Regions from separate parts of the Homo sapiens genome. Here regions 1 and 3 are each linked to region 2. Evidence: chromatin loops called from intact Hi-C (ENCODE). Cell type or tissue: heart right ventricle. All regions are shown on one strand. Region 1 overlaps CCDC15 (coiled-coil domain containing 15). Region 2 overlaps PKNOX2 (PBX/knotted 1 homeobox 2). Region 3 overlaps PKNOX2 (PBX/knotted 1 homeobox 2).

Region 1 (8,000 bases), 380 kb before region 2:
AAAGACATCAGCATATTTAATTGAAGAAGAACTAAAGGAACAGCTAAGAAAAAAACAAGAAGCTTTGAAACATTTTCAGAAACAAGTTAAATACCGAGTAAATCAACAAATTAGGTTGAGAAAAAAGCAACAGCTTCAGAAGTCTTATGAAAGAGTAAGTTCAAAAGTGAGCCTGAGTAAAGATTGAATGGAAAATATGTGTGTTATGAGATAAGCTATTAGGCAGTAACAGAATTGCTTTCCTTTGATTACATGCCTAATATAATCTAATTAACTAGTGAAGACAGTAAATTTTTTTTGTAGAGAAACCATGTTTTATTCCTGTGTTCTGACTCAATTTTTTGCTTTTACCAAGTAGTTAAAAGCAATGTCAGAATTTTGGGTTCAGACTTGAGTTTGAATTTTGGCTTTGCTACTTCTAGCTATTGACTTTTGGCTAATTACTTAACTTCACTGATTGTAGTTTCTTCATCCATAAAATAAGGATATGATACTTCTCTCATAGGATTGTGTGAGAGTTAGATGAGATAACCTAAATTATTAGCACATGGGAGGTGCCTGGTAAATGTTAGTTTCTCTGCCAGCTAAAGCCTCTCCCCTGCCCCCCACCCCAATTTAAAATCTTCTGAACTGCTTTAGAGGCATTATTTGATTGCTCTGGATTGGGGTAGAATGTTACTATCCCCCTTTCTTCTTTCGTGTAGGCACAAAAAGAAGGCTCCATAGCCATGCAGTCTTCAGCAACACACTTAACTTCCAAAAGGACAAGTGTTTTTCCAAACAATTTGAATGTTGCTATTGGAAGTTCTAGGTTACCTCCTTCCCTGATGCCTGGGGATGGAATAGAGGATGAAGAGAATCAGAACGAATTATTCCAACAACAAGCCCAGGCTGTAAGTACCTGTTCTTTTTATTTTATGTCTATGATATTTTCCCTATCCCCTAAACTATAAATATGACATCTAGGGTATGAGGTAGGGATTAAGAGTTATCACACTCAGCTTCACTTTTGATAATCATCCCCCTTTTTTTTTTTTTTTAGCTTTGTAAAGTGGGGAATAGTGGGATAATGCTTTTTAAAAATTTTAAATTTAAATTCATTTGTGTTTGGTAAGATACTCTAAAATTATCTAAAGAAAAGTGCCGCGGAGCCTGCAGTGAGCCGAGATTGCGCCACTGCACTCCAGCCTGGGCGACAGCGAGACTCCGTCTCAAAAAAAAAAAAAAAAAAAAAAAAAAAAAAGAAAAGTGCCAAAGTGCTAGAATTCAAAACCTATTAGAAAGCACTTTAGGTCAAGAACATGGATTTTCCAAGTTATATTGAAATTATATTCTAGGCAAGCTACTATTAGTTTGTAATTTACAGAGAGAAATAATTCTTACCTTCGTTGCAAAGAAGTTCAGTATACATAGGTGGCATTTCATTTATTATTTATCTTTGTCTCATTTTTCTTATTTTTGTTTTTTAATCTGATTATCACAATAAATGAATCTATAGTTGTAGGTTAAAGAATAATACATAGTAAATTCGTAACATATCCAGAGTTTTTGGAAAAATGTAATTTTTATTTAATGACTCATTTTATATACCTAATATTTAAAAATTAACCACTGTGAGTAGATTTCATCCATTCACATTGCTTGACTCTGTCCATTTAGCCCCCACCTTAGTATACCTGAGCTTTTGTCCAGTTGATACAGTCTTCAACTCTGCTTCAGTAATTGTTCTTCATCTTATTTAAAATGTATTACTAGAAATAATGAGAGGAAGAGAGAAAATATGGAAAATTATGAGTATGTGAAAATAAAAGCTGTATTACTGCTTAACATACTTGGTCAAAATTTAATTGTGCTATTAGTATAAATAGGAAAAGTTTAGAAGCACACATTATCATGTTGAACTACTATTAAAATTTTTTTCTTTGTCCACAACTATTTGACTCTTTCTTGTCATTGTTCAGTTTGTAATAATCATTTTTATTTGTTTAGCAAATATTTATTGAGCCAGGCACTGCATAAAGTACAAGGAATAGAACATTGACTTAAGACAGACACAGTCCTTGCTTTCGTGGTGCTTGTAGCTGTTAGTCCCACTGTAGTGAGGATTTTACTTCATCTGTTTAATACAAAAATAGAACTCATCAGTCAGCAGTATTTGCCTATGCTGTTTGTTATGGATTGTAGCGATACTAAGGAAATGTAAAATAGGACCTTCCATGGGTTTATATTTTCAGGTAGAAATACAAAACTAATAGACCACTCATTGTATCAGATAATAATATAGAGAGATTTTCTGTGTTTTGCAATAAAGTTGTGCTATGGGAGTTCAGAAATTTTTAAGGAAACAGTAGGGGAAGAATTCATGGGAGAGATAGACTTGAACTACACATTTTGTATTGGTAAATTCAAGAGAATTTGTTTTTCTTAGAGACGGAGTCTCACTCTGTTGCCCATGCTGTAGTGCAGTGGTGCAGTCCTGGCTCACTGCAACCTCCTCCTCCTGAGTTCAAGAGAATCTCCTGATTCTCCTGCCTCAGCCTCCTGAGTAGCTGGGGTAGGTGCCTGCCACCATGACTGGCTAATTTTTGTATTTTTAGTAGAGATGGGGTTTCACCATGTTGGCCAGGCTGGTATCAAATTCCTGAGCTCAAGGGATCCGCCTGCCTTGGCCTCCCAAAGTGCTGGGATTACAGGTGTGAGCCACCACACCTGGCCGAGATAATTTTTTCTTAAAAACCACCCAAACAAAAAAAAAGCCTAGAATCTCCAATGAGCCAGGTGTATTTGGGAATAAGTAATGGAACCTTTCTAATTGGTAGTTTATAATGGAGAATAACCAAAAATGGGGTTGGATAAGGAGGAGGAAATCAGGTTATGAAAAACCTTAAATGTCACAAGATTTTTTAAAGTTTTTATAATACCCCCACACTTTTTTTTTTAAAAGGACATGAACTACTGAAGAATGCTCAGTGACTTAACTATTTTGAGCCTGTAAACTTTGTCCATATGACTCCATGACAATAGATGCTTTCTGATCTTACCACTTCTGTTGCAGTTTTTATCCACTAGATGTCACCGTGAAACTAGACAATGAGACAGTTCAGGCACGAACTCCCTTAGTTTATCTAGAACTGGTTGGGTAAATGGTACACATAATTCACTTTCTGAATGTTAGTACACGTCTCAGTTTTCTCGTGTTGGTGTTATAGAAACATGTGATCTTGGAGTTGGAAGAGTTTCAAACATTCATCTGACATGTTGAAACATTTATACATGAAAGTATTTGATGTCTGGAATATACTTAAATAATAAAAGAATGAGGTAAAGTAGGGAGTTACGGATGAAGCAAGATTGGCTAGGAGTTGATAGTGCTAAAGTGAGGTATCCATATCTGTCCATGGTGGTTCATTATAGTGTTCTGATTACTTCTGTATATGTTTGAAGTTTTCCATAGGTTTGAATTTATTTATATTTTTAATTAAATGTTAAAAAAGAATATTATCTGGTCCTATCTTTCTCTGTCCAAGGAATTCAGTTCTTTTTTTTTTTTTATTATACTTTAAATTCTAGGGTGCATGTGCACAACGTGCAGGTTTGTTACATATGTATACATGTGCCATGTTGGTGTGCTGCATCCATTAACTTGTCATTTACATGAGGTATTTCTCCTAATGCTATCCCTCCCCGCTTCCCACCATGCCACGACAGGCCCTGGTGTGTGATGTTCCCAACCCTGTGTCCAAGTGTTCTCATTGTTCAATTCCGACCTATGAGTGAGAACATGCGGTGTTTGGTTTTCTGTCCTTGAGATAGTTTGCTTAGAATTATGGTTTCCAGCTTCATCCATGTCCCTACAAAGGACATGAACTCATCCTTTTTTATGGCTGCATAGTATTTCATGGTGTATATGTGCCACATTTTCTTAATCCAGTCTATCACTGATGGACATTTGGGTTGGTTCCAAGCCTTTGCTATTGTGAATAGTGCTGCAATAAACACATGTGTCTTTATAGTAGCATGATTTATAATCCTTTGGGTATATACCAAGTAATGAGATGGCTGGGTCAAATGGTATTTCTAGTTCTAGATCCTTGAGGAATCGCCACACTGTCTTCCACAATGGTTGAACTAATTTACAGTCCCACCAACAGTGTAAAAGTGTTCCTATTTCTCCACATCCTCTCCAGCACCTGTTGTTTCCTGACTTTTTAATGATTGCCATTCTAACTGGTGTGAGATGGTATCTCATTGTGGTTTTGATTTACATTTCTCTGATGGCCAGTGATGATGAGCATTTTTTCATGTGTCTGTTGGCTGCATAAGTGTCTTCTTTTGAGAAGTGTCTGTTCATATCCTTTGCCCACTTTTTGATGGGATTGTTTGATTTTTTCTTGTAAATTTGTGTAAGTTCTTTGTAGATTCTGGATATTACCCCTTTGTCAAATGTGTAGATTGCAAAAATTTTTTCCCATTCTGTAGGTTGCCTGTTCACTCTGATGGTAGTTTCTTTTGCTGTGCAGAAGCTCTTTAGTTTAATTAGATCCCATTTGTCAATTTTGGCTTCTGTTGCCATTGCTTTTGGTGTTTTAGTCATGAAGTCCTTGCCCATGCCTGTGTCCTGAATGGTATTGCCTAGGTTTTCATCTAGAGTTTTTATGGTTTTAGGTCTAACATTTAAGTCTTTAATCCATCTTGAATTAACTTTTGTATAAGGTGTAAGGAAGGGATCCAGTTTCAGCTTTCTACATATGGCTAGCCAGTTTTCCCAGCACCATTTATTAATAGGGAATCCTTTCCCCATTTCTTGCTTTTGTCAGATTTGTCAAAGATCAGATGGTTGTAGATGTGTGGTGTTATTTCTGAGGCCTCTGTTCTGTTCCATTTGTCTATATATCTGTTTTGGTACCAGTACCATGCTGTTTTGGTTACTGTAACCTTGTAATATAGTTTGAAGTCAGGTAGCGTGATGCCTCCAACTTTGTTCTTTTTGTTTAGGATTGTCGTGGCAATGCGGGCTCTTTTTTGGTTCCATATGAACTTTAAAGTAGTTTTTTCCAGTTCTGTGAAGAAAGTCAGTGGTAGCTTGATGGGGATAGCACTGAATCTATAAATTACCTTGGGCAGTATGGCCATTTTCACGATATTGATTCTTCCTGTCCATGAGCATGGAATGTTCTTCCATTTGTTTGTGTCCTCTTTTATTTAGTTGAGCAGTGGTTTGTAGTTCTCCTTGAAGAGGTCCTTCACATCCCTTCATGTAAGTTGGATTCCTAGGTATTTTATTCTCTTTGAAGCAGTTGTGAATGGGAGTTCACTCATGATTTGGCTGTTTGTCTGTTATTGGTGTGTCGGAATACTTGTGATTTTTGCACATTGATTTTGTATCCTGAGACTTTGCTGAAGTTGCTTATGAGCTTAGGAGATTTTGGGCTGAGTCGATGGGGTTTTCTAAATATACAATCATGTCATCTGCAAACAGGGACAATTTGACTTCCTCTTTTCTTAATTGAATACCCTTTATGTCTTTCTCTTGCCTGATTCCCCTGGTCAGAACTTCTAACACTGTGTTGAGTAGGAGTGGTGAGAGAGGGCATCGCTGTCTTGTGCCAGTTTTCAAAGGGAATGCTTCCAGTTTTTGCCCATTCAGTATGATATTGGCTGTAGGTTTGTCATAAATAGCTCTTATTATTTTGAGATATGCCCCATCAATACCTAGTTTATTGAGAGTTTTTAGCATGAAGGGCTGTTGAATTTTGTCAAAGGCCTTTTCTGCATCTATTGAGATAATCATGTGGTTTTTGTCTTTGGTTCTGTTTATGTGATGGCGTACGTTTATTGATTTGCATTTGTTGAACCAGCCTTGCATCCCAGGGATGAAGCCAACTTGATCTTGGTGGATAAGCTTTTTGATGTGCTGCTGGATTCAGTTTGCCAGTATTTTATTGAAGATTTTTGCATCGATGTTCATCAGGGATATTGGTCTAAAATTCTCTTTTTTTGTTGTGTCTCTGCCAGGCTTTGGTATCAGGATGATGCTGGCCTCATAAAATGAGTTAGGGAGGATTCCCTCTTTTTCTATTGATTGGAATAGTTTCAGAAGGAATGGTACCAGCTCCTCTTTGTACCTTTGGTAGAATTTGGCTGTGAATCCATCTGGTCTTGGACTTTTTTTGGTTGGTAGGCTATTAATTATTGCCTCAATTTCAGAGCCTGTTATTGGTCTGTGCAAGGATTCAACTTCTTCCTGGTTTAGTCTTGGGAGGGTGTATGTGTGGAGGAATTTATCCATTTCTTCTAGATTTTCTAGTTTATTTACGTAGAGGTGTTTGTAGTATTCTCTGATGGTAGTTTGCATTTCTGTGGGATTGGTGGTGATATCCCCTTTATCATTTTTTATTGTGTCTATTTGATTCTTCTCTCTTTTCTTCTTTATTAATCTTGCTAGCGGTCTATCAATTTTGTTGATCTTTTCAAAAAACCAGCTCCTGGATTCATTGATTCTTTGAAGGGTTTTTGTGTCTCTATCTCCTTCAGTTCTACTCTGATCTTAGTTATTTCTTGCCTTCTGCTAGCTTTTGAATTTGTTTTCTCTTGCTTCTCTAGTTCTTTTAATTGTGATGTTAGGGTGACGATTTTAGATCTTTCCTGCTTTTTCTTGTGGGCATTTAGTGCTATAAATTTCCCTCTACACACTGCTTTAAATGTGTCCGAGAGATTCTGGTATGTTGTGTCTCTGTTCTCATTGGTTTCAAAGAATATCTTTATTTCTGCCTTCATTTTGTTATTTACCCAGTAGTCATTCAGGAGCAGGTTGTCCAGTTTCCATGTAGTTGTGTGGTTTTGAGTGAGTTTCTTAATCCTGAGTTCTAATTTGATTGCACTGTCATCTGAGAGACAGTCTGTTGTGATTTCTGTTCTTTTACATTTGCTGAGGAGTGCTTTACTTCCAACTATATGGTCAATTTTGGAATAAGTGCGATGTGGTGCTGAGAAGAATGTATATTCTGTTGATTTGGGGTGGAGAGTTCTGTAGGTGTCTATTAGGTCCACTTGTTGCAGAGCTGAGTTCAAGTCCTGTATATCCTTGTTAACCTTCTCTCTCGTTGATCTGTCTAATATTGACAGTGGGGTGTTAAAGTCTCCCATTATTATTGTGTGGGAGTCTAAGTCTCTTTGTAGGTCTCTAAGGAATTGCTTTATGAATCTGGGTGCTCCTGTATTGGGTGTATATACATTTAGGATAGTTAGCTCTTCTTGTTGAATTGATCCTTTTACCGTTATGTAATGGCCTTGTCTCTTGATCTTTATTGGTTTAAAGTCTGTTTTATCAGAGACTAGGATTGCAACCCCTGCTTTTTTTTTTTGTTTGTTTTCCATTTGCTTGGTAGATCTTCCTCCATCCCTTTATTTTGAGGCTATATGTGCCTCTGCACGTGTGATGGGTCTCCTGAATATAGCACACTGATGGTCTTGACTCTTTATTCAATTTGCCAGTCTGTGTCTTTTAATTGGGGCATTTAGCCCATTTACATTTAAGGTTAATATTGTTATGTGTGAATTTGGTCCTGTCATTATAATGTTAGCTGGTTATTTTTCCCATTAGTTGATGCAGTTTCTTCCTAGCATCGATGGTCTTTACAATTTGGCATGTTTTTGCAGTGGCTGGTACTGGTTGTTCCTTTCCATGTTTAGTGCTTCCTTCAGGAGCTCTTGTAAGGCAGGCCTGGTGGGGAGAAAATCTCTCAGCATTTGCTTCTCTGTAAAGGATTTTATTTCTTCACTTTTGAAGCTTAGTTTGGCTGGATATGAAATTCCGGGTTGAAAATTCTTTTCTATAAGAATGTTGAATATTGGCCCCCACTCTCTTCTGGCTTGTAGAGTTTCTGCCGAGAGATCCGCTGTTAGTCTGATGGGCTTCCCTTTGTGGGTAACCCGACCTTCTCTGGCTGACCTTAACATTTTTTCCTTCATTTCAACCTTGGTGAATCTGACAATTATGT
Region 2 (8,000 bases):
CTTTTCAATGATAAATTGAATGCACAGAGCCACTTGCTTCCACAACTCTGACTCTTGACTTTTTTTTTTTTTTCCTAAAGGCAAGTTTTAAAATTTGGAACAAGGTATCATCTAGCCAGAGGACACAGTACAGTCCTCAGAGAGAAAAGGGGCCTGGCTGACCCTTTTAGCTCCGCTGGCTCCAGGAGAATCTGAGGTTGCACCAGAGGTGGAATGCGTAGGCTTCAGGGTCCCTCGCCTCCATGCCCTCCTTCCCCCACCAGCCCCTGCTCCGGCCACCCTACTCACACCTTACATGGTCCCCATGCCTGCTTTCCTCCTCCCCCCAGCTCCCAGTGAGCGTCAGGGCCCTCCTGACTGCCTCAGAGAAGAGAGACTTATGAAAGGGTGGGAGCCCGAGAGGGCTGCCGGAGGTGGCTCTGCGCTTTTCCACCTGGGATCCCAGCGCTGGAGCTGTTTGTCTGTCTCTGTTGAGTTGTGGGTCTCAGGGGCCCGGCCTGTGTTGTTTTCTCAGCTCAGTGCCTGAGCGGCTGCTGTCAGCTCTTGACAAATAATAATAAACCTGGGAATCAGGTTTGTCGAGGGGGACTTCAGTCCCAGGTTCATTTTCAGATCTGTTTCTCTGTGAGTGTGTGCAGACGAGAGAGCACATGATAGTGTCTCTGGGGGAGGGGCGGGCCGGGGCTCCCAGGTGCCCTGACACTCCACCCTAGCCACCACCGTGGAGGAGCTGGAGGGCTCTCCACTGTCCCGATCCCTGGAGCTGCTTGCATGTTGAAAAAAAAAAGGAAAATAATTGAATAAAAGGCCTCAAGCTCTCTTCTTTCCCTGGGCCTCCCCACCTCTCCCACTCTTGTTGTTTGGCTAGAGATGGAGGGGCTGGAGAGGAAAACAAAAGGGCAGAATCCGCTCTCTAGGTTAGAAGGTTCCAAGGGGGCCACAGGCTGGGGGAGGGAGTTGGCTCAGAGCACCCCAGGGCAGCAGCTGTGGCCTCCCTCCTGCCTCCATTCCTGGGGGTGAACAATAGGGGGAGGGGCTCCTGGAATGGGAGAGGTACCCTAAGTTGAACATCACTGGCAAAAGCGGGACCCAGGTGTGGTGAGTGTGAGTTTTGGGGACACAATAGTCATGGCCTCTGGGGCAGAGCAGCACCCACTTTCCAGCAGACAGGACCCACCGCAGGTCACTGCAGCCATCCCCCTGCCTCCAGGTAGGAAAAAGCGCACACCACTTCCGTGAGCAGAATGCAAGGGCTGTGCTCCCCCTTCCAGCCAGCATGCTTTTTTTTTTCTGTTTTTTGTTTTATTTTGTTTAAAGGAACCAAAGGGGGAAAAATTGCCAAGTTGTAAAGTGCTTAAAGAGGAGATGAGAATCTTCATCAAAATGCTAAAAGCTGGAGGGGAGAGTAATGTGAGAACTCTTGCCTGCTATTTATGGGATTGATTCTCAGATCAAGAAGAAGCAAGCAGTTGGATGAAAGGAATTATTGTTAAGCTCCTCGGTAGGAAGATCTAATGGACAATTGCCGCTATCAGGGGGAATTAAATTGCTGTTTCAGTTTGTAAAATATATCAGCAGCTTTTTGAAGCCAGAAAAGGTGTGACAGCGAGGCAGGGAGGGCGGTGGGGCTCCAGCACTCTTGTTCCCGGTGTGGAGAGGCGGGAGCAAGACCACGAAGAGGGCGCGGGAGCAGGGCGGGTGTTGCTCGTCTGACTCTCCTGCTCCGTGTTGTGAAGCCCAGTTAAAAAAAATAGCTGAACTGGGGACTCAAGGAGGAGAGACTGCAGGCCTGGAACTCTGGCTTCTGTGTGAGTCAGAGCGGCATGGCTGTCAGCAAAGGGCAGGACGGTGGGGCTCCTCTCTGGGAAACCTGGTCGGGCTGGAGTTCAAGGAAGGCAAGTCCTGTCCATGGAGGAGGGAGCGGCTGAGGAGGGTGATGGACCCAGTGCTGGGGCCTGTCCCCAGACACTGCTTTATCATGCTGCTTGTGTGCCCACTAATCCTCCCCATAGTGAACCATGGACACAGAGGGACCCGGCACCCTCTCCTCCAGGGTGGGTCTCTAATGTAAGCTTCTGCTCATCTCTAGGCTGGGGTCAGTGAGTGCATAAGTGATCTGTTGGCCCGACCACAGTGAGGACATATTGTTACTCCAAATAAAGAACAAACAGTAAAATGGTCTTGGGAGTGGAGACGGGAGAGGAGGTTTAGGCCCTCGGAAGTAGGGCCACAGGCCATTAGGGGGAGGCCACGCTCCTTGGGATGGAAATTGGGGGTTGGATGGGAAGGGTCTCTGGGTTTTCTGGTCTCACAGAAGGCTCTTACCATTTCCAAAGCATTCACTCCATGTGGCATTTAAGGGCTGAAGGAGGATTGAGGGAGAGAGATCTGCACATCTCTTAGGGAGTCAGAAGCAGGCAGTCCTAGCCAAAGCTCATGCTGGCTTCTGCTCTGTCCCCACTCTGTTCCCTGGACACCAGCATCGTGATATTAGGGCATGACCTGGCACCACCTCCCAAGTTGGCTTCCCAGAAGGGCAGCAAATGACAATTAGTATGGAGAGCTATGGGTGGCCAAAGCGTCTGCTTGTCTTGGTTGTCATCTTTGCCTCCCCACTGAGTATTCCAAGGAGGACCCGGAGGGGCAGTAGGGAAGCAGGTGTTCTGGCTGTGACATTCTGCAAGGACTTGGGCTCTGTGCTGGGTGCGGTGTGCCCTGGGACCTGGGTCATTGTGGAGTCGCGGCTTATTTTTGACCTCTTAGCTGGCCTTCAGGACACAGAGTGAACAAGGATGTGAGACCTGAGTGCAAATCCCACTCAGTTCCTCTGCACCTGTCCCTCCTTCAGTAACATAGATATGTACAAACTCCCTCCCTGGCTCCCAGGCCCCACTCCAAGCCTGACCTCAGCAGACTGGAGGATCTCCATTTCCCCCCATCAGCCTAGGATCAGAAAGACAGGCAGAGAGCAGCACCCACTCAGCCCCACATTCCTGCTGCCTGAATCCTCAGGGTCCCCAGCTTCCTTTCAGCACCCACAGTCCCTGGGGTGAAGAGGCAGGCGAGGGTGTTTGCTGTGCTGTAAGGTGGGGCGGGCTCTGGGGAGCTTGCCCCTCTTCCCAAATTCCTTAGTCCTCCCCTCCAGGAGCATCCACTTCTCCCTCTTTTTGAAACATTTCAACACAACAACTGATTTGGAGGTGACAAACCCCTGCTCACATGGTCAAGCCTCCCAGCCCATGGTGCATCCTCTCTCTCCATTCTGTCCTCCTCTGCCACCACAAATTGACCTCACCCTTGTCACTGCTCAGTTCTCGGTGCCAACCCCATCCACCAAGCCTCAGGGACCACCAAGCTCTGGCAGACACCCCGCCTCCAGCTTGTCACTTCTAGCCCTTACTGGGTTTTGCAGAGAGACCTGGTGCATGTGTGTGTTTCTATGTGTGTGTGCTCGCGTGCACCCACACGCCTTTGCTTCTTTAGATAAATCCACAGAGTCACATGAAATCAGTGACAGGTTGACACCGTTATTTCAAGATTCATCGCTATGAGTTGCCAGCAGAGCAGACCTAGCCAACTCCGTTCTACCAGCAACACTTTTTTTTTCCAGGCATAATTTATAGCACTGGGGTGAATTTGTTTCCAAAAGATGAATATCACACTATCAGCAACAGCTGCCTCTCATTTTTATTTGTTTTTAAATTTGACTCAAAGTCCAATTCTCCATACACATCCCAAGCTGCAAATCCTAAGGCGACTGATTACATGATTTAGTAAACAGGTTATATTATATAATGCAATTAAAGCGGGCCCTGCGACGCCACCTACAGGCCACTTCTGGGAAGGGAGCTGGGCCAGAGAAGATCATTTTGGACGCGGCGTTGGGGCTGAGGGAAAAAGAGACGGATTGCGCCAGGGTTGAGGAGGCTGCCCCAGAGGGAGATGTTGAAGCCAGCCAGGTTACTAATGCAGCTTTTCGGTCCCTCCTGCTGAGTTCACTGTGTTATTTCAGCCTCCTGCAAATCTGTCTAGACGTCAGAACCCAGGCCTGGGCAGCTGCTCAGAGGGGACGGCTTGGGGGTGGGGGTGGAGGGGTAACCTGGGGGCGTCTGGGCTGAAGGGATTGACAGCTCCTGGCTCGCTGACCTCAGGGGCCTCCTTCCCACTCTCCAACTAGATGGGAGGAAGAGAAGTCCGGTGCTGGCTGGCCTTTAGAAAGAAGCTACAATCCAACCCTTTCCGTTCCATTCAACAAGCATGTGTGCAGTGCAAATCCTGGGCAAAGGCTTCCCGAATGTTCTGGGGAAATCCCTTCATTCTGCAGTCCGAGAGGGAAAGTGACTTGTACAGATTACAGAATAAGTGGTAGATTCTACTGGATGTGGAATCCAGAATTTTTTTTACCCCAAGGCCAGGCTTAGATCATGGGAACTGAGAACTGAGGGGTGGCCCTGTGAATTCCCTCATCCAATCCCAAAGTTTACAGATGGGGAAATTGAGACCCAGACAGAGGATGTGACTTCCACAGCCCCTACCTGTCTCAAGGGAAGGAAAATCATGAACATGCTGCTTGTATGTGTCGGAGGACAGACAAGAAGCATTCCTAGCGGCCCTCATGACTGCCTCTTAGCTGCTATGGAAGGAAGGAAGGAAGGGAGGAAGGAGGGAGGGAAGAAGGGACAGGAAGGGAGGAAGGAAAGGAGGATGGAAGGGGGGAAGGAAGGGAGGAAGGAGGGGAGGAGGTCAGGGGCCAGAAGACAGGCAGACCCAGGGCCACCGTCCCCTCTATCCCTCTCTCTGAACTCCAGCACTCTTCAGATGAACGGGGCTCTGGGCCTGAAGGCTTCTAGCTTCTCCAAAGAGTTCTTCTAAGAGGGTAACATCACTGCAAAGCAATTCCTGGAGAGAAGGGACTCACTTCCCCGGGGCTGAGAAAGACACTTGACCAGAGGGAGTGGGCGGAATGGCGTGAAGGAAGAAAACAGGACTGTCAGAGTCCAGGAGGGTGGGAGTGTCCCCTCACCCTTGTCCTTGTGCCAGCCATGGGCCCCGTCTCCAGTTTGGGGCAGGTGGGTGGGACAGTGAGGGGCCAAGCGAGCTGGCCCTACTTTCCCTATCCCCCATCAATTTGTCTCAGCTAGGGTCAGGGGCCAGGAACAAATGCTGTCAGGCCAGCTGGCCAGAGAGTTCCCAATTAGACTTTGTGTCTCATCCTTAAGGCCCTGAGCCCCCAACCCCGGCACACTGGCCCAATTACTGCCTGGCAGCATTAACCCCTTTGTGCCCCAGGCCATTAATGGAATGTTAATTGGTCTAATGGGTTTCATGTCAACAAGTCCTAATGAGCTCCTTCCTAATGAGCTTGGTATTTTTTTTCTGAGCCTGTTTGTCAGCACACTGGATTTGGGGCTCCAGACTGCCGACCTGGTGGTGCAGGGCTGTGGGGAGCATGGGTTGAGGAGGCTGAGGGAGGTGGGTGCCCAGGACTGCCCATCCCATTTCCTAAAGGGGTGTGCTTTTATGACTTTGCATCCACTGATCCTGCCTCGGTGGCTCCTGGGCTCTCTAAAATGACATTTTAGTTTCTTCTGATGATATCAGAGACACAAATGATTTCTTCTTGGATGTCATTGTGGGGTCAAGTGTTGCAATAGAATTTTTCCCTCCTAGATGTCATATCATAAAGGTTTTCAGCACTGAACAAAACAAAACAAAACAAATCAAAAAGCAACCTTTCCCTGTGAGCCTGTTCGCGATGGGAAATCTCTCCATGGGAGATGCTCCTCATCTGTCCTCCACTTGCAGTCTTGACTGTGCCCCCTTGAATGCCCAGGTGTCTGGTGACAGAGCACTGGGGCCTCTGGACAGGGCCAAGCAGCCTCTCAGAATCCGTGACAAAAGCTCTGAAGCCCGGGGCTAGGTTTGCAGGGGCTCAGGCCTGCTGCTCCCCTCCCTCTCCCAAAGAAAATGCAAAAAGGGCAGGCTTCCCCCAAAGGGCCAGGACCCCCGCTGTGGCTCAAAGAGTTCCCCCACACCCCACTGCAAAGTCCCAGCCAAGTCACAGATAAGGCGAGTCAGATCCCCAAATTCCTCTCCAGGATGGTTGCACGTGGCCCCTCAGGAACCGGGGAAGTGCACGTGTGGGTGGAGAGGTGTGAGGAAAAGAGCCAGCTTCCGGACACGGGTGCAGGGTCTCCAGCAGCTGAGCTCCCGGAGTGTCAAGTTGCCGGAGGCTTCTGTGCCTGAGCAAGCAGAGAAGGAAACTTAAGCCTCTAATGAAAAGGCCTCCTGTTCTCTTGCAGGAGAAGCCCCCAGAGGGTAATGGGGCAGTGGCCTAGTGGCCTGTGGTGACCCCAAGGAGGGGGAGGGGCCAGGGCCATCTGGGTCCTCAGAATATTGTTCCTGTGTCTTCTTTCGACGCGGGTCTGGCCCTGCTCCGCAGCCTGGTGGGCTCAGGACTGAACAGTCTCCTCTCAGCCTCATGGGCGGTTGTCTCTGGGCACAGGCTACTCTTAACCTCCCCTCCTTAACCCCACACAGGGCAGCCCTCCTGCTGCTACAAATATTTCTGGGGACAGCGCCTCTAAAATGACCCTGCCTTCCATTCACTGGACAGTGAACAAAAGAATGTGAATGAAAGGCGCCTCTCTGTAGCCTATGCCCTCCTCGTTGAGCTTCCTTTGTTTTGCCTTCATTATGACCTTCTAATCCATGGAATGAGGTTACCAAAAGACCCAAGCCCGAGGTTAAAGAGAACTAGTTGCCCCTAAGAGGGGGAGAAAGCCCTCCTTCCTGAGGCGGCTCCCACCCTGACTCTGCCCCCAGGCTCCCTCTTCTGGAGGCTGCAGGCACTACAGTGCTATGGCCCTTCACTTTTTTCCTGGCGGACGAGCATCTGTGATCGATGCTCCCGGGAAGAGATTCCACCATCCTGGCCCTTGGGCCCTATCCAAAGTTGCCTTCTCTGCCAGAGTTCCAGGGAAGGCTATGTTTAATAGGCCCCTGAAACATTCCTATTTCCTTTATTTTGTCAGGGTCCAAAAAAGAGAAATTCCACCCACTTTAATATCTCAAAAGTCTTAATTCTGGAAGTTCCTTCTGATGTCTCAAAAAGTCTATATCTTACCCCACCCCCACCTTTTTCCCTCTGCAATCCTCACTCTGCTCTTGGCTCTCTGGGATGCTGACCACCACCCAGACAAAGATCCAGCTGTGAACAGAGGCCTTGGTTCCCCTGCCTGAAGAGAGAGGCTCCCCCAAAGCCCCCTCCTGCGTCCCTTTGCAAAAGGAAATTGGATCTTAGGGACCAGCGGTGTGTGAGATGGGCGAGGCCCTGCATGCTGTTGTGAAGATATCCTGGTAGTCCGTCTTCTGAAGGAGGCCAGGCGGGGGCGAGTGACAGGCGGTGAGGCCGACGGAACCGGCCTGAAGTCGGCATTTTTAGCACCGGGGGAGCCATCCCTCCCTGTGCATTCTCCACCCACCTCCACCTCATTTTCTTCCTTCCTTTAGGACCATGACCTCCCTCTCCTAGCCATGCCTCATTCATCTGTCCCACCACACTCCCCACACTGTTCTCTGCACAGAGTTGGTGGTTGGTAGACATCTATTGAGTGAAACAGGCCTTTCCAGTGCTTTTTGCAGAAGGTCAAAGCGTACTTGGTATCTTGGAGACTCAGGTCAGGTCAGAGTAGATCTTACTTCCACTTCCTGAAAAAGAACCAAAAGAATCACACACACACACACACACACACACACACACACACACACAGCCCTGGAGGCCAGCCCCTTTAGATGACAGCAGCTCCAAAGCACTCTCAAATTCCCACAGAATTCAGGTCTGTGAACATTTTGGAAGACCCTGGGAAGGGCCAGGCTGGAAGAGGATGAAGCCCTAGGTGCCTCAGGGAGAGGGGACGGAGGGTGTGAGTGCTGTGCTCACAAAGGTTTCTACACCAACAGTGCCCTCCACCCAGGAGAAGAACACGTCCTGCACTCCA
Region 3 (8,000 bases), 59 kb after region 2:
GCCTGCTGATAGTCTCTTGAAATAGACTCATCCCTTCAGAGTCCTAGTGTACTCTCCCTGTGACCCCAGCAGTGGCTACCACAAGGTCTTGTGCAAGAAAGATGGCCGGGAAGTATTTATTGAAAGAAATAATGGAATGAGAGAAAGAAAGTTGGGTGGGGGGCAGGGGCAAGGGGAAGCCAAAGGAGGAAAGGAGAAATAGGAAGAAAAATAAAGGGAAAGAAAGCCAAATATGCAGGGTCAACATTCAGGAGGGAAGCAGAGACAGGCTGAAGAATTGGAGGAAAAGAGCAAGAGAGAGAGACAGGGAGGCACACAAACCCAGGAAAAGGGAGACGATACTGAGAACGACGGGGCAGAAGGACAGACGGAGAGAGGAACGGCAGCAAGAGTGACAGCAAGTGAAAGGACAATGCATGTGGCTCAGTGCGCAGCCAGGGTACGAGGAGGCGGGAAAGTCAGGAGGATGTGCTATGTGCTGCTCCTGTTGTATTACTCAAACTTGCCCCTGCATTTTCTCTGACTGCCACTGCCTGCTTTGCTCAGGCTTCAGGGGTAAATACGGTAATTACACATAGGCTATGGCAGGAGCTTCCTAACCTGCTCTCCTGCCTTCTCTGGCCATCCCTCGGCCCACTTGCACACTCACACGTCTCTTAAGCCTTCCCAGGACAGGCCCCTGTCATTATTGCACTAAGGTAGGGGCCGGGCTTGCATGGGCTCTCCCAGGAAGGAGAGGCCCAGGGCTGCTAAGAATCGGGGACCGAGACTTTCAGTGCAGGAGGCAGGTCTTGGGTTCAAGACACAGGAGCCTGTATGAGAGAGAGAAAAGGAGCTTGTGAGTGTGTGTGTGTGTGTGTGTGTGTATGTGTGTGCACACGCGGGCACATGCATTCGTCATGGTTCACCCTTAATCCCCCCGGCCTGAAATAGCCTGAGCACCAGCCTGGCCTGGGGAGGGGTGTCTCCCCTCTGGAACATGATCCTCTGGATCAACATTCCAGCCGCCTGCCAGCTTTGTTGCAAACTGCTGGCTCATGGTTTTCCCTGTGTGCTAATCATCCAGCCTTGTGTTGCAAAGCGGGAGACATTTTTGTTTTCAACTTGGTATCCCCACTCCCAGATGCTATGCCGTGTCCTCCATCCAGATCGATGGGTTGAGCGTTTTCCTGCTCGGCCTTCGATTTCTCTGTGTGAGTCTTCTCTGCTGGGCAAAGTGGAGATGGGAAGTAAGGGAGACTGTTCTACCAAGCAGGGGACTAAAGCAGACTTTCAAAGACCTGGGCCACAGCTAGATTTTCCCCCTCCCTAGGAACCCATCCTGTGCTGCAGGCACCCAATGACACCCAGGCTTCCTACTCCTCAGAGCCCAGGCTTCTTGTGGGGGCAGGATCCTCTGTAAGGAGACTGGTTCTAGACCCTACTCTGGGTTCTCCTGTCCTTCCTAGAGGGCGCAAATGGAACCATTCCACTAGAGAGACACCTCACTCAAGTATTAGTTTGACCTGAAATTCATCCTTTTTTCTCTGTGGAGATTTAAGCCTCAGCTCTATTCCAGGCAAATTGGATTGAATCATGGTTCTCATTCAATTGCCAAGCGTTTGGGGGGCACTCACTGTATGTTCTGTGCTAGGTCCTGTGAGAACAGACACAAGCCATTGTCCAAGAGGAGCTCCCAGTCTCAGGGAGAGAGAGCCATGAGTCACAATGAGGATCTAGATAAATCATGTCAGCCGTGAAATGCTCAGGGTCAAGAGTACAGAGGAAAGGAGCAGCCAAAGAGATGGGGAGAGGAGCTGCAGGCAGGGATTCTGGATTGGGTGATCCACATGTGTGGCTTGAGGTTGCCCCAGTCTCAACTCAGCATCCTTCATCCTTCCTCAGAGGGGGACCAAGTCCCAGACCCAGCCCTCACACCTTCATGGCCAGTTTGTTCCTGCTCCACAATAGGATAAACAAACCTCAGTACAGAGTGGAGAGGACAACAGGAGGATTTTGCCCATTGTGATTGGAGAAGTTACAGATTCATTGGCCTTGGGAGGGCTTCCTCTGGGAGGTGGCATTTCAGGCAGGCTTGGTGAGAGTTGGTAGCCTATTTGGCAACCTTTATAAAGGTGAGTGTTTCCAATGTAGCAAGAAGTCTGAAAGAAGGCGAGAAACAGAGAGAGCCAATCAGAATCCCTAGAGAGGAGATGGGGTGAAGGGGGCTCATTCATTCACGCATCCTGCATCCATTCAGGCACCTCTGGAGCCTACTGAGTTCTGGGGATATAAAAAATGGATGCGACACAGTCCCAGGTCTCCAAGTGTAATGATGGAGTACCTTGAAGCCAAATGTGTGGGAGTTCTGTTTTGGGGCTAATAGTGGTGGCCGACTGCTAAAGACTTTAAAGGTAGTGGAGAATGTAGGCAACAGGGTCAGGGCTGGAGACACGCTGGAGACAAATCAATTGAGCAGCCACATCTTGTATTGGTCCAAGAAGAGCTGGCAGAAGGAGGGGAGACGGTGAACATTTATTGAGCTCCCCTCTGTCTCAAACATGGTGTGTACTAGGTGCTTTCCACAGATTATCTAATTTACTCTTCATGACAGGCTGCAAGGTACACATGATTTTCTCCATTTTACATCCAAGAAAAGAGAAGCTGAGAGAAGTGAAGACCCTGGCTCAAAGTCACACACCTAGCAAGTGCTGGAGTCCGGGATGGGCTACTCCAGAGCCCATGTTCTTCTTGCTACATGGGGATATGTTTTTGTGACACATGGGGAGAAGAATCAGGGGTCCTGGGACCTGGGTGGAGAGTGATGACCCTACCTAGCTATTGGTCAGTGGGGTAGGGACTACAGAGGAAGAAGCCAATTGCTACGAAGCAAGAATTTGGATTTGCTAGTAGACTGGAAGTAGGGAAATGAGAGGTACAAAGTTGAGGACATTCTGAGATGCTAGGCCCAGCTGCCAGATGCGACTCTGCAGCTCTGCGCCTCCCCAGCAGAATAGGAAGGGGGCTAATCAATGCATCCCCACCTGAGAAGGGTGGCACTTGCCTATTGACCTCTAAGGAATTTTGGATTTTCCAGATTGGCAGGGGGCGGAAGGGGTAGGGGGCCATCACCTCAGCCAGGACCCTAGAGGTTCTGCCCAGTGGCTAAGCATCCTGAGGACAGGACCAGGGAGAAGACTGGATGGGGCTGGGGTAGGGGGCAATCTACCCTGGAAAGATCACTACTTAGATGGACAGGGGGCATCCCTAGACTGAAGTGGAATAAAATGAGCCACACTGCCTGTCACAGGCATTAAAGCTGTCTCTTCTGCCGGTTCCTCACCCCCAGCCCTGCAGCCGTGGAGCCCAGAGACCAGAGGGTGGCCTTTGCCGCCAGGCTAGTGAAACCTGAGCGCTTCTCCCGCCTGAGAAGGAATGTTCCTTAAGAGCAGCAGCTGCTGCTTGTCCCCACAGGCCAGAACTGCCTTTCCCTTGAGACCAAGGCCCCCAACAGGAGTGGAACAAGAACAGGATTAGGTGGCTTGTTTACATGTGCTTGGCTTTCCCGAGTTTGGGAATCTGGCTTTTCTTGGTCTAAGACAGGGCCCTGGCTCTGCCAGAACGGAGGGATGCTGCCGGGAAGGGGTGTCTGGGGACAGGGACAACCTCTCCACCCTCCTAAGGCACATTTGCGCGGGCACACACACAAACACACACATCACACACACACAAACACACACACACCACCACACACAGGAATACACCCACAGCCTTAGGCCAAAGTCAGACCACACATGTATCTCGCATGTACCATGCACTTAACATTGCGCTAAGCAGTTTCGGGGAATTCAGAGAAAGACCCCTCTTTCCCTCAAAAAGCCTGCCACCAAGCTAGGGAAAGACGACGCCTGCATTAGAGAGAACCATTCTGTTGTGTCCAGTATGTAAGGCAGATGGGAGGCTTTGAAGAGTCCAGAGGACGGGCCGCGGCTGTGCCCTGGAGAGGTCAGGACAAGCTTTCCAGCAGAAAGGAGACATTCAGAACCGACCCCCACCCGCCCCGAGCCCAGGCAGGGGAGCCGCCAGCACGCGCCTTCTGGGAGGCTTTGGTGAGTGTGGTCTGAGCCGGTGGATCAGCAGAGACCTCTAGTGGCCGGGGGGAGGATGGCAGGTGGCTGGGGCTGGCTCCGCACTGCACCCCACTCCGGCCACCGACTCACCGTCACCCACCCTCCCACACAATCCTTAGGAAATGGCATGGGCTCTTTTACAGTCCTCAGCTGGAAGGATCTTTGCCAGGCCATCCCGTTCATTCCCCTGTTTCACAGGCATCCAAGTAAGATAAAAATTCCACCTATTTCAAAACAGCTTAAACAGAAACTTTTCTGTCATTTATCTCCTTCACTCCTTCATGTCTTTGTCCCATTCTGGTTTCTTCCAGGAATTCCTTCCTTGAGTGGAAATGAAGTCTTCCTTGAGTTTCCCAGGGCAGTTCAAGCCCTTTCCCTATTAAAAATGAAGCACGGTGGCTCACAGGGACAGACAGCTCTTCCTGGGCTGACGTGAGACCGCTGTGCATTCATGTGGGCCCCTGCACCCCCCACTTCCAAAAGTCATTCCACAGCTTCTCATCGTTTCTTAGTAAGGCCTTCCTTTGGAACAAGTCATCTTTCTGCTGTTCCAAATGCAATTTGGAGTAAAACTCCCCTGGGGACCACTGAGGTCTGTGAAGAATGAGTGGCAGTCGCAGTTCCAGGGTGTTGCAGCTGGCCCAGAGGATGGTGCTCGGGAGGCACCAGTTCTCTGCCATTCCAAACCCAAAGCCCTGCCTTGCTCTGCCCCTCCTGAGAGGCTCCTGCTTCTGAGTCTCAATCAACAGCACACAAGGAACAGGAGTGGGGCCGCTTCCAGGGGTGCCCATGGAGCCCGGCGTGTTGGTTTTCATCTGATTCCCAGGCCTCAGGCAGTTTCCAGAGGCTTGGGGACACCACGGCTGTCTTCCTAGTGGAACAAAACGAACAGAATTCTTGGGCTGGATAACCAGCTGTCATCCCCAGGTTCCTGGATAATTCCAGCAGGGATGTGAGGCTCTGGGTGCTGAAAAAAGTAACTAGAACCGTACCAAACACTCTTCTCACTTCCATCTGGGTGCTAAGGAGCCTAGAGGGGAGCAACTCTGTGTCTAGACACAGTGGCATCTACCTGGGTTTGGAGTCTGATAAGCCCTGAGGGGAAGCTGTCAAAAAGCTAATAATACTGTGTGCTTAGCCAACATGTGCTCCCCACGGGGTTTCCACCGCTGCTCTGGAAGTTCCTTCCTCAGAAAAGAGAGTCAGACCCTCCTTGTCTCCATTCCACGGCTCTAGAGACTAAGCCTGGACTGGAAATCGCAGCCAAGTGGAGTTGTGGGGCTAGTCAGAGACGATGCTTAGGATCCTGGGACTCGACCATTGCCCAGGAACATCTCAGACAGGGAGACATGTAGCCAGGTTTGCACAACTCTGCCTGCGTGCGCAACCCCAGCTGAACCCCTTCCATTGCTACGTAAAGAACTCAAGTGGCTTGAAGGCTTCTAGGACAGGTTTTTAAATCCCAACTGTACGACTCCCTAGTTGAGTGACCTTAGCCAAGGGAAGTGGGAAATAAATTATTGGATGGCTAAATGTGCCAGGCACTGTGCTTGCATTGGAGCCTGTCTGACCCCGAAGCACATATCCTCTCTCTGTGAGCACTCGTCCTACACTCAGAGCCAGAGGCCTTAGGCTGGAGGCACAGTTATTTGACTCTGGGAAGTCACTTCCATCCTCTCTGGACCTCAATCTCTCTTCAGGCAAATAGGACAGTCCTGCTGACCCCATGGGGTGATGGTGACATTAAAATGGAACAGCGTGGTGAAAGCTCTCTCATACTCAGCGTGTACGATCTTTGGGACCATCACAAGGAAGTTTTTAGAAATATAGATTGCTAGATGATGGGTGAGGGTCTTGACCCAGTGGCCCTGAGAATCTATGTCTAAAAAAAAAAAAAAAAAAAAAAAAAAAAAGCACACTCAAGGCAGGTTTGTGAAGCAGCTCATGTTTACAGATGTAAGGGATGAATATCATTTCCCCAGACCTCCGGGATGCCAAAATTTTGCTTCCTCTTCCCTGCCCCACCTAAAACGTTGCCAGTCCCAGCCCTGCCCTTGGACTCTATCTCTGAAGGTTTTTATTTTATTCCTTCACTGATAGAATCTGGCTGCCTCTCAGCACCTTCCAGCCAAAGACCCAGGGAAGGGAGAGAAGGGTAGGAAAGAGAAGGCTCTGATCCAATGCATAAATTGCCCTTAGTTACCCAAATTGGGTAAATTGGCATGGAGGGTATCCAAGCCACAAGGTGGAGAAGCAGCCAGGGTCTGAGTAAGCAGACGAAGCATCCAGGTGGTGGCTCACCCTCTGCCTTTGGCTAGGAAACAATGTGTGTTGGTTGAATCCCAAGGGACACATCTTGTATTTATTTTACTGACTTTGCTTGTATTTTTCTAACCTTGTTGGGTACTTTTTTGGGGGTGAAGAAAGTCTAGGACAACCTTTTATGTTTGAAATTCTCAAATATCCCTACCAGAAGAGGCACAGGCTAGCATGGATGATTCCAAACAAGGGATTGAGAAGTCACTTCCACTGGTTTTAAGGTGAATGGCATGGAGGTACCCACTCCCCCATTAAATTTACCTTCAAGCCTGGTGTGGTGGCTCACGCCTGTAATCCCATGACTCAGGAGGCTCAGGTGGGAGGATTACATGACCCCAGAAGTTTGAGACAAGCCTGGGCAACAGAGCAAGACTCTCTACCCTGTCTCAAAAAACAAACAAAAAAAAAAGTAAATTTACCTTCCGAGTTTGCTTCAGCTTCAAATATAATATCAGCACGGTTTACACACCATGAGAATGGTAGGCTGGGATGTTGGAACAAGGAGAACTCAAACTCAGAGCAGTCTCATCGCTGAAAACTCAGGCGTTGAGGGTCCCGGTGTCACATGCACTGTATACATAAGGAGATGAGGCCCACAGAAGGGTGGTGACGAGATTGCCTTTCCTCCAGTGCCCACGCTGCTTCTGGACTTCTGAGTTTTAGTTGTTTTTATCTGTTCACCTTGCCTGCAATGATGATTGGTTGACCTGCAGGATTCAAGGAGCATTTGCAGCCCAGAACCGGTGTAGGGGGCATTTGTGGGTGAAGGAGATCTGTGTTCTAGTCCTCTGGCTGCTAACGGGCTGTGTGGCCTTGGGAAGTCCCAGGCATCTCTAAACCTCAGTGCCTTATTTGTACTTCAGGGAGGGGAAATGTGTGGCTTCCAGGGGCTCTTCCAGTTTCTAGGCTTCTGCATGGCAGACTCCATTTTAGACTGCGACTGCAGGAACAGAAAGGCCAAGAGCTCTGCTCAAAGTATAAGCTTCACGGGCTAGGCGGCTCCCACGGGGCCCCAGGAAGGGGAAGCCAAGGCAAGAGCTGCCCCCTCTGTTCCCCAAGGTCACAGCAGCAGAGGTGAGCTCAGAATAGAAGCAAGGCCTCCATCGCCCCACCCACCCGGAGGAGCCACACCAGGAGGCCCGTGCGGCAGGTGGGTGGGAGGAGGGCGTGCTTGGCTCCTCTCCTCCTGGCGCTGCTTATTTATAGGAAATACTCCTCCAGCTCTTGGGCCAGAGACAACCCAGGAGAGTAAAAAAAGGCAGCTCTGGAGGAGACGCCAAGGGGGATTTAATCAGCTGAATCGAGTGAGATGTATAAATCAGTGCCGACTTCCACTTCCTGACAGGCTCTGCCAGGTTCTGTGTTGTCAGGGTCTGGGAGGAGATTCGCCATGGCTGTCCCCCGGGCTGTAACACTTTCCCTTCGTTGCTACAGGTAGGCAGTCACTGGCTCGAGGTTTCCTCCAAACACAGATTTCCGGGCTCAAAACCCTAGACTTGCCCTGGAGGCTGAAGACCCAAGCTTCTTCAAGTCCTAAAACAAAAACCGGGAAGCTGGGGCCTTCTTTTTTGC

The links. Peaks named below come from ENCODE experiments on the same cell type or tissue, not always from the same donor. Only the 100,000 strongest peaks of a DNase experiment are listed, where the experiment ranks them.
Region 1: a loop joins it to region 2, with 4 times the contacts of the local background. A loop is called at or near these places in 57 of 110 quality-filtered maps.
Region 3: a loop joins it to region 2, with 3 times the contacts of the local background. A loop is called at or near these places in 37 of 110 quality-filtered maps.

Annotation. Positions count from the first base shown.
Region 1 is chr11:124,959,111-124,967,110 of GRCh38, forward strand. It overlaps CCDC15 (coiled-coil domain containing 15), which reads left to right. Exons shown (of 16, transcript NM_025004.3): 3 at 5-154; 4 at 705-893. Among named protein-coding and RNA genes, the nearest start is that of CCDC15, 8.9 kb to the left of the region's middle. In heart right ventricle, a CTCF peak has its summit at 3,067 (motif pointing right); no DNase peak of the experiment used is centred here.
Region 2 is chr11:125,342,107-125,350,106 of GRCh38, forward strand. The region is part of intron 3 of PKNOX2 (PBX/knotted 1 homeobox 2); the gene reads left to right. Among named protein-coding and RNA genes, the nearest start is that of PKNOX2-AS1, 79 kb to the left of the region's middle. RefSeq lists an enhancer at 7,319-7,861. In heart right ventricle, CTCF peaks have their summits at 3,829 (motif pointing left), 4,028 and 6,835 (motif pointing left); DNase peaks (open chromatin) are centred at 3,855 and 6,861; H3K27ac peaks cover 4,680 bases.
Region 3 is chr11:125,400,925-125,408,924 of GRCh38, forward strand. All of the region lies in intron 7 of PKNOX2 (PBX/knotted 1 homeobox 2), which reads left to right. Among named protein-coding and RNA genes, the nearest start is that of FEZ1, 91 kb to the right of the region's middle. RefSeq lists an enhancer at 7,830-8,000. In heart right ventricle, a CTCF peak has its summit at 4,135 (motif pointing left); a DNase peak (open chromatin) is centred at 4,107; H3K4me3 peaks cover 323 bases.